Regions from separate parts of the Homo sapiens genome. Here regions 2 and 3 are each linked to region 1. The links are chromatin contacts, found by Hi-C in ENCODE. All regions are on one chromosome and are shown on one strand. Each heading gives the region's core, a stretch centred on a gene start or an enhancer-like site at or near the end of the contact. The rest is flanking DNA. Distances are from core to core; before and after follow the strand shown. Region 1 holds the start of ADGRA1 (adhesion G protein-coupled receptor A1). Region 2 holds the start of LINC01167 (long intergenic non-protein coding RNA 1167). Region 3 has its middle 22 kb from the start of LINC01168.

What was found. Hi-C counts contacts between places; a loop is a spot of excess contacts on that map. Pooled maps may share reads with other maps.
Region 2: a loop to region 1 is called in a pooled map, with 2.0 times the contacts of the local background. The contact joins the promoter of LINC01167 here to the promoter of ADGRA1 in region 1. A Hi-C loop is called at or near these places in 1 of 168 maps with a recorded cell type or tissue (mesothelial cell of epicardium) and 1 of 50 pooled maps.
Region 3: a loop to region 1 is called in a map of posterior cingulate gyrus, with 2.9 times the contacts of the local background. The contact joins the enhancer-like site here to the promoter of ADGRA1 in region 1. A Hi-C loop is called at or near these places in 2 of 168 maps with a recorded cell type or tissue (posterior cingulate gyrus and testis) and 1 of 50 pooled maps.

What each region holds. Positions count from the first base shown.
Region 1 is chr10:133,086,506-133,089,417 of GRCh38, reverse strand. It overlaps ADGRA1 (adhesion G protein-coupled receptor A1), which reads right to left and starts at 1,494. Exons shown (of 7, transcript NM_001083909.3): 1 at 1,280-1,494; 2 at 506-710. The coding sequence starts at 508. It overlaps ADGRA1-AS1 (ADGRA1 antisense RNA 1), which reads left to right and starts at 2,721. Exons shown (of 3, transcript NR_111905.1): 1 at 2,721-2,912. RefSeq lists an enhancer at 1-340.
Region 2 is chr10:132,960,785-132,963,696 of GRCh38, reverse strand. LINC01167 (long intergenic non-protein coding RNA 1167) reads left to right here and starts at 1,460. Exons shown (of 2, transcript NR_125763.1): 1 at 1,460-1,938; 2 at 2,233-2,357. All of the region lies in intron 1 of LINC01166 (long intergenic non-protein coding RNA 1166), which reads left to right. RefSeq lists an enhancer at 967-1,862.
Region 3 is chr10:132,986,354-132,989,265 of GRCh38, reverse strand. No RefSeq gene overlaps it. Among named protein-coding and RNA genes, the nearest start is that of LINC01168, 22 kb to the right of the region's middle. Within about 2 kb of position 1,370, at least 2 of the 41 ENCODE cell types and tissues checked have a DNase peak (open chromatin) inside an H3K27ac peak, as active enhancers do.

The DNA.
Region 1 (2,912 bases), core at 245-2,744:
CCCGTGCCTGCCGTGTGCGCGGCCGCCTTCTCTCCGCCACAGCCTCCACTGCTGAAGCCCACCTACGTCTGTCCGCACTGCCTTTCATCAACTTTCTAATGGGAAGGGGCCGGCAGGGTGGCGTGGAGGAGGCCGGTGACCAGGGTGGAGGGGCTTGGGGTGGCAGGGACCCCAGCCCAGGCACAGACCAGGTTTTCACAGGGCACGGATGCCAGCTTTGCGGGAGGGACGTCGCCTCCATTGATTAAATGATTCCACATTGCCATATGCCTGCAACTCATTAGTATGATCAGCACCCAGCACGCGGGGAGCAGAGGTGCCCAGACACGCGGCCTGTCCCCGGCCCCCACTCCACAGAGCCTCCCACCCCGGCACTGAGCCCGGAAGCCCGGTCACCAGCTCGCCATTCCACAACTTTTCCAGCCTGGGAGTCCCCATACGGGTGGCCGCCCCCCCGCAGCGGCCTAGCCCCCAGCTGCAGGACCCCCGGGACCCCCGTACTCACCATGAGCGCTGCAAAGTTGCGGAAGCGTGAGCGCCGCTGGAGGAGGCGTCCAGGGGGAGGCGATCAGGTGGCGCCCTGCTCCCCGCCAGCCTCCATGGCCTCTGGAAGGTCAAAGTCCCAGACGGCGGCCAGGAGGTCGCGCTCCCGGGCCCCTGGCCTCAGGGTGACCGCGGCGGGGCGGGCGCAGTCCGGGAGCTGCTCCCATCTGTGAAGACAGCGGCGGTCAGCGGGGCGGGCGGAGGGTCCCCGCGGAGGGCAGCTCGCAGCCCCGACCCCGCCAGGGAGCAGCCGCGGCCCCTGTCGCTCCCTCCCCTCCGCGGGCGGCCTGGGGGCTGCGCCTGGGGCTGGCGGAGGCGGTGCCGGTGGGGACCGGTGGGGGGCTCGGACCGAACGCGCCAGCGGCAGATGCGTCTCCTTCTCCATATTTAAAAATCAATCTGCGCCCCACTCCCGGCTCCGGAGCCAAACTCAACCATCTCGGGCTGCACAAAGCCAGAGGCGCGCCGGGGGGTTTGCACCGGGAACCGGCACCGAGTGACCCGCCCGCCCCAGCCCGGCCGCGGCGCCTGCTCTGCCTGGATGTGGCTCGAGCTCCGGGCCGGGCGCGCGGGGCGGGGGCCCTGGATTATCCGTGGCGCCTCCCGCCCCAGCGGAGCCGAAAGTTACTCGGAGCTGCTTTCCTCGCGGCCAGTGTCACCTCGGGGCGCGAGCTTTTCTGCCGAGCCGCGGCCCCGCGCGTCCCTCCCGCCGCCCAGACCCGCGCGTCCTTCCCACCTGCTGTGGCCGAAGCGGCTGCCGGGGCGGCCGGGCCGCGCTCCCGGAGACAGACGCGCTGCGCTCCCCCCGCCGGGGACCCGCTCTCCATTCGCGAGGGCAGCGGCCGAGCTGGGACCGAGTTATCAACAGATTGCGGGGCTGCGGCGCCGGCCGGTGAGTCACAGCCCCGCGCACGAGCGGCCCAGCCCGGCCAGCAGCGCCGCCGCCTCTGCGCGCACCTCCCGCGGCGACAGCGGGGACCCGGGGCCGGAGGCAGGCGCGTAACCATGGGGACCGGGGCGGGCGATGGCGGCGGGCGGGCTCCTGCCGCAGGGTGGGGATGGCTCTTCCAGCCGGGCGGCCGCCGTCACACTGCAGAGCGTATTTAAAGAGACACCTCGCTCCGCGCTCGCTCCCCAGCACCAGACCCTCGCCCGAAAACGCCGCCGGGCGGACTGCACGACCCTGTGTTATTCCCAAAGACAATCTCCATCCGTGGAGAAGCTGCAGGAACAGAAATATACACAAGAAAATGGATTTGGAAGGAATTTTCCATCCTTTATTTAACATTCTCAAGTCCAGATATGCCAGAACCGAGGTGCACCTGTCGTGAACCCGTCTGAGTGTGAGTCAGCAGGGCAGCCGCAGCCGGTGTAGACAGACAGGGCCTGTGGCTGTGCAGAAAGCGTCCCTGTCCCCCTACCCCAACCCTCCTGCATCCTGGGCCACAGAGCTGGGCATCCAGAGCCAAGGCGAGTGTGGAGGCCAGGGTGCCAGGGGCGGCGCAGCCCAGCCTCCCACCCGCAGCGAGGTTTGGGCTCTGCACACATCCCACAGGTCCCTATCCTGCCCCAAGGGGCCTCCTACCCGACAAGGTGGGTCCAAGTCCACTCCAGTTTTCGTCACAAACTCCGTTTTCTGGGGCACGTGCTGGCCTGGTGGCAGCCTCAGCAAGAGTCTCAGGAACTGCCCTGGGGGACTCCACACCCCTCCACCTGTTCCCCCTTTGGCCCTGGGTGACCCCACACCCCTCCACCTGTTCCCCCTTTGGCCCTGGGTGACCCCACACCCCTCCACCTGTTCCCTCCTTGGCCTCCACCCTTGCATGGCTACTTCTGCCCCAGGTTCTGTGACACTGGCGCCTGTTCAGGGGGTCCCCAGGCCCTGCTGCCATGGATTTTGAGGGGCCTGAAGGATGTACTATTGGGAGGTTGTCATGAAGACTCACAGAGGCAGAATTAGATGCAGGGGTGACAGCGTTCCGCTTCCCCGGCCTCTCATTATGGGGCTTTTGAGCGGGATGTGCTCAGGGCCCCACTGCCCCATCTAGCTGGTGTTCCCAGAGCCCCTCTGTGGGGACACTGTGCTGGTCCCTGAACTCCAGCTGAGGGACACAGGGTCCAGGCAGGCGACGGTCTAGTTCCCAGCTGGAGACGCTCTAGGCACCCCAGGACCTGGCCGCCCTGACTCCCTGGACACCGTTCCCTTGGAGCCTCGGAGCCCCCCCTGGTGTCCCCTGGGTGATGGTCCTGGACAAGAGGGCTGGGAAGAAGCGGGCAGCAAGGGGAGGATTCTGCCCCAGACGTCCCCAGGCCGGGGGTCCCCATGGGCTCTGCCCTGACGTCTTACTCCTGCACCCAGCGGCTCCCAC
Region 2 (2,912 bases), core at 211-2,710, 130 kb after region 1:
CTGTGGCTTTGGGGGTGCTCTCAGGAGCGGCCTGGGGCTGAGCAGGCAGGGAGCCTCTACCTGTACCTACTGTGCCTGCTCCCTGTGAGGGCTGGGATGCCCCCCCGATGCTGAGCAGGTGCCAGGAATGTTGATGGATGGATGGATGGAGAGAGGGATGTTGATGGACGGATGGATGGAGGGAGGGATGTTGATGGACGGATGGATGGAGGGAGGGATGTTGATGGACGGATGGATGGAGGGATGTTGATGGACGGATGGATGGAGGAAGGGATGTTGATGGACGGATGGATGGAGGGAGGGATGTTGATGGACAGATGGAGGGAGGGAGGAATGTTGATAGACAGATGGATGAAGGGAGGGATTTTGATGGACAGATGGAGGGAGGGAGGAATGTTGATAGACAGATGGATGGAGGGAGGGATGTTGACGGACAGATGGAGGGAGGGATGTTAATGGACTTATAGAAGGGATGAAGGGACGGCCAGTCCACCACCAAGCAAGGATGAAACCCTAGATGCAAATCAGGCTCCGAGTCAACTTATGGGAGTTCTTTGATAAAAACACATATTCATAAAATGAGTCACAAAGGCCCTTGCATTTTTCATTTTCAATCTGCATTTGTAAACATCTTTACTCAGCTTCACTTTGTACAGGGAGGTCTTCGAAATTTTAATTTCAAGCTCAAAACATGAGGGCTGTTATTCTGGCCCACTTTTTTTTTCTTGGAAAAGATAGGAAGCTCTTCGCCAAAAGAAAAATAAGTCACAAGCTTAATAAATAACGAAGCACAAAGCAAACCACTCATGCTCAATTTTTCATACTTCTATGAATATTTCAGGAAATAATAGATGGCCTTAGAAGACTATCATAAGGCTGGCAGGGACCCGGAGCTGGGGACAGCCACCTTCTTCTCTCAACCCTCTTGATGTCATTTGTGTAAAATTAATGCAGGAGTTGGTTTCATTTTCTAATTCATCGAGAAAGGATATTTCTATTCACAATGGCATCTTCCAGTTACCCATCCAAGACTTCGGTGGTGCGGGGCAGGGGAGCCCCCAGGTGGGGCTGAGCCCCGACGGTTCTTGGCTTTACCCTGGAGGGAATTCAAGGGCAAGCCGCAGGTAGAAGGAAAGAGCTTTATTCAGGCGGCCGTGCCACAGCTCACAGCTCCCTGACTGCTCCTGCAGCGGGGCCGCCCCGTAGGCAGAGAGCAGCCGCTTGGGGCAGTTTTGCAGTCACACTTATACCGCTTTTAATCGCATGCAGATTAAGGGGCGATTTATGCAGAAATTTCTAGGGAAGGGGTAGTAACTTTTGGGTCATTGAGTCATTGCCATAGAAGGGGGCGGTAACACCCGGGTGTTGCTATGGCAACGGAAAACTGACAGGCACTCGGGTGGGCGAGGCTTAGGGAAAGCTGCTTCCGCGAGCCCTGCTTTAACTAGTCAATCCGGTCCGGAGTCCAAGTACTGCCTCTGGAGTCGACTCCCACCTCAAACCTCACTCGAATGATGGCGTCCCAGTCCTCTCTCAGAAGACGTCCATCAGCAACGTGATTCTGTCCTCCCAGCCAAGCTGGCAGCTCCCGGAGCCCCTGCCCTATCGCTGGTCTCCCGGGCTGTGCAGGCCCTGCAGGGACTGTGAGCCCTCCTCACGCGGAGGAAGCAGAGGGGGCTGGACCTGCCGGCCTGGCACATGCACGTGGAGAGGCCGACTGTTGTGCACACTCACGCAGGCACACACACACTTGCTCACACACACACTGAACTCATGCTCACACATGCCTGTCAGGCTCACACTCACACTCGCTCATCCGTGCACTGACACTCATACACGGCCAGCGTCCTAAGGCGGAAGAGTGAAGGAGAAAGGCCTGCACTCCAAGGCTGGGCTGCAAGTGCAGCGGGGGTGAGGGGTGGGGGATCGCCGGAGCAGGTGTGCAGCAGGGGTGAGGGGTGGGGGATCAGGGGAGCAGGTGTGCAGCAGGGGTGAGGGGTGGGGGGTCAGGGGAGCCAGCATGTGGTAGGGGTGAGCAGGTGAGAAGTGCCGGGGAGCAGGCATGAGGTGGGGGTGAGGGGTGGGGAGCCCCCGGGAGCAGGTGTGTGGCAGGGGTTGGGGGTGAGGGGTCCTGGGAGCAGGCATGCGGCAGGGGTCACATTGAGCCGATCTTGATGTTTCTGGTTTTGCCTTTCTTAGCCCTCAGCCCCAAATTCTTGCTTACACTTCTAGAAATAAATTACAGCCAACCCGGTCAACACGTTTCCAAATTTTCCAAGACGTTTGCTGACGTCGTTAGCTGGTGACATCCTCTTCTTCACATTTTTAAAGCTTAAAAATAAAAGTCCTGGATCCAAGTCAGACGCCAGCATTTGCTGCTTCCCCTCCGTCTTCTGAGCAGATCTGAGCCTGGGGTTCCGGCTGGGTTTGTTGTTAACTCATAGATACAAAAAACGTCTCCCAGCCCTGCCTCCCTCCGCCGTCCGCCCACAGGGCCTGCAGCCTGAGGCTGGCTCCTGCCTGAGCCGCGCGCTCTCAGTGCGAGGGGCCGTGGGGGTGTCCCTCTGTGGTGTGGCTCCGGACCAGGGGCCTCTGTCACACTCTGGGGCAGCAGTGTTTGGGAAGAGCTGTCACCTGTCGAGGGAATGCCCCTCGGGATGGCACCACCCTGGTGGCTCTGACACCCACGGTGACCAGGGAGGGCTGAGGTGGGAGCGCGTTCTGGCTGAACCACGTGGGAGGCGGCATCTGGGGACGAGGCCTCGCCGTCTGTCACCAGTGACCCTTGGCCGAGCGTGAGGACGGCTGTGTCCCCAGGCTGCAGCAGCCACGCACCAGCACCACCTCCCCCGAGCCCCTCACACCCCCTGTCCACAACCCCATTCGTGGCACCCTCGTCAGTGGTGGGGCGA
Region 3 (2,912 bases), core at 121-2,620, 100 kb after region 1:
TCCCATTCTCCCGCCACCAGCTCCACACCAGGGCACAGAGAGGGGAACAGCAGCTCCCCAACAAACTGGCCTCAGGCCCCTCCCAGTAAGGTCAGCACCCCCCCCACCGGGCCTCGGGCCCCTCCCAGTAAGGTCAGCACCCCCCCCACCAGGCCTCAGGCCCCTCCCTGTAAGGTCAGCTACCCCCAGGCCTCAGGCCCCTCCCTGTAAGGTCAGCTACCCCCAGGCCTCAGGCCCCTCCCTGTAAGGTCAGCACCCCCCCCCCCCCCACCGGGCCTCAGGCCCCTCCCTGTAAGGTCAGCTACCCCCAGGCCTCAGGCCCCTCCCTGTAAGGTCAGCTACCCCCAGGCCTCAGGCCCCTCCCTGTAAGGTCAGCTACCCCCAGGCCTCAGGCCCCTCCCTGTAAGGTCAGCTACCCCCAGGCCTCAGGCCCCTCCCTGTAAGGTCAGCTACCCCCAGGCCTCAGGCCCCTCCCTGTAAGGTCAGCTACCCCCAGGCCTCAGGCCCCTCCCTGTAAGGTCAGCTACCCCCAGGCCTCAGGCCCCTCCCTGTAAGGTCAGCTACCCCCAGGCCTCAGGCCCCTCCCTGTAAGGTCAGCTACCCCCAGGCCTCAGGCCCCTCCCTGTAAGGTCAGCTACCCCCAGGCCTCAGGCCCCTCCCTGTAAGGTCAGCACCCCCAGGCCTAAGGTCTCTGCCTGTAAGGTCAGCACCCCCGGGCCTCAGCCCCTCCCTGTAAAGTCAGCCTTGGCCTCAGGCACCCAGCTGCTGGTGGTGCCCCTCGTGCAGCAGGAATCCTGTACCCTGCTCCCCACATTCGGCGCTCATGACGCACAGAATCCGGCAGAAGACAGCCACCCCCTCATGTGGCACCCCCGGCGCAATGGTGCCGAAAGCCAAGGCAGCTCTCAGAGGGTTCGGAGGCGGATTTGCTTCCTGTGACCACACGAGCTTTCTCTCCACAGAATCCTGGTGATAACCAGCAGATTCAAAACCCGGGCACTGCCATCTGGCTCCGTGAGTGGTAATTATGTCACTTGTTTCTTTTTAAACTCCACATGCCTGGCATTCATTCTGTTTCCAAATCTGTTCCCGCGTTCCGTTTTCATCTGGTTCCAGTTAAATGTGCATTTTGTTTATTGAGTATAATTTGGCTGCATAGTTAAAATATATCTTGATGAAGAATGGCCTTTAACGCTGATGTGGATTGCCGGCGATGGATATAGCATCCTCTAACCATACATTTTTTTAAACCCTCTCTGGCTTGTTAAGTTTGAATGATGCTGTGGAACGGAGTCTGGGCCAGGGACTTCCGCTGGAGATGATTCAGCATTGAGGACAAAGCCAAGCACATGAGTGGATGGGGCTTGTGTGCAGCGGGGAGGTGCCCAGGGCCACTGCCTCTCCAGGCCGGAGTTTAAGAGGTGCTGTCTTGGCCGGGCGCAGAGGCTCACAGCTGTAATCCAGCTACTCGGGAGGCTGAGGCAGGAGAACTGCTTGAACCTGGGAGGCAGAGGTTGTAGTGAGCCAAGATCGCAGCACCACTGCACTCCAGCCTGGGCAACAAGAGCGAAACTCCATCTCAAAAAAAAAAAAAAGAAAGAGGTGCTATTCCAAGAGGACTCCAAGGGCCGCTTCTCCCTGAGATGCCTGGTCCTTCCTGCCGGGGGCCTGGATGGTACCAACATATTTCCAGTCTCTCGGAGGGGGCCGACTCCTGCTGCCCCTCATGACGGCCCCAGACACATCCTTGGGACGGGTGTTCTCACCAGCTGAGATTCTCACACATGCTGGAGTCTGAGCACCACTAACCTTCTCCTCCCATGATCTCGAGACTTTACGAACGGATGTCTCCTCAAAGTCCATGAGGAAGACCATAGAGACCACTGACGTGTAAACCTCTTTTCCAGAATTGGCAATGACAATCTGTGTGAGCCACTATCGGGTATAAATTGCCATGTCAGTTGTTTATAAGAACTTATACTTGATAGCACTTTAAAGCTCCTCATTCCAGCTACGGCTCTCACCAGCGTCTGTCACACCCTGACATTCATTCCAGCTACGGCTCTCACCAGTGTTTGTCGTATCCTGACATTCTCGGGTAATTTTCGCAGAATCAGATCACGTGTGCTGAGCCAGACGTGCCGCCTGCAGCAGGCCACGCAGAAGAGTGAAATGAAGATGCGTGGACCCATCAGCTTCAGTTCCCAAAGGACAGCGAGACCACAGAATTCTCAAATCAAGATCTTCAGGCAGGATAGCCCCTGGCCCCAAGAGTTCAACTACACGCATCAGAAACACCTTTGTGAATAAAACACTTTGGGAATGTTCAAAACTCAAGGAGAGAAGACTCTGGAAGCCATGAGTGCCAGTGAAGTCCCTGTGGACTGTGACGTGCCTCCCTTCTCACAGCAAGAGCGTCACCAGCCCAGCCTCCGCCACCCGGGCCCACAGGCAAGACCAGCTTCCACAGAGAGGAACGGGTGCCCGCTGCACCTGCTGGCCTCAGCCAGTGCTCAGGACCCCCCAGCACCAGCATCGGCCACACCCACCCTGCTGGTCTGGTGCCCTGGAGGCCTCCCAGAAAACGGCAAAGGGCTTGTGACCTGTCCCCACCCTCAGGGGAAGGTCCCATCCCTGTCCCTGACCCTCAGGGGAGGGGCCAGGAAATACTCCCTGTGTTTCCTGGGAATGTGCTGAGGCCACATCTTGCTGGGAGAACCCACTGAGTGGGTTTGGAAATGGGACCCCATTGACCTCACACTGAGCTTGGTACTTATAACTGCTCTGTGGAGTCAGGCATCCGGGGAAAGGAGCTCTTGGCACCTGCAGAGCTGCAGCGTCCACACCCTTTGAGCAGGGGCTCCTGGAGAGAGCTCAGTGACGCCTGCCAGGCCTCTCCCCACCACCCACCC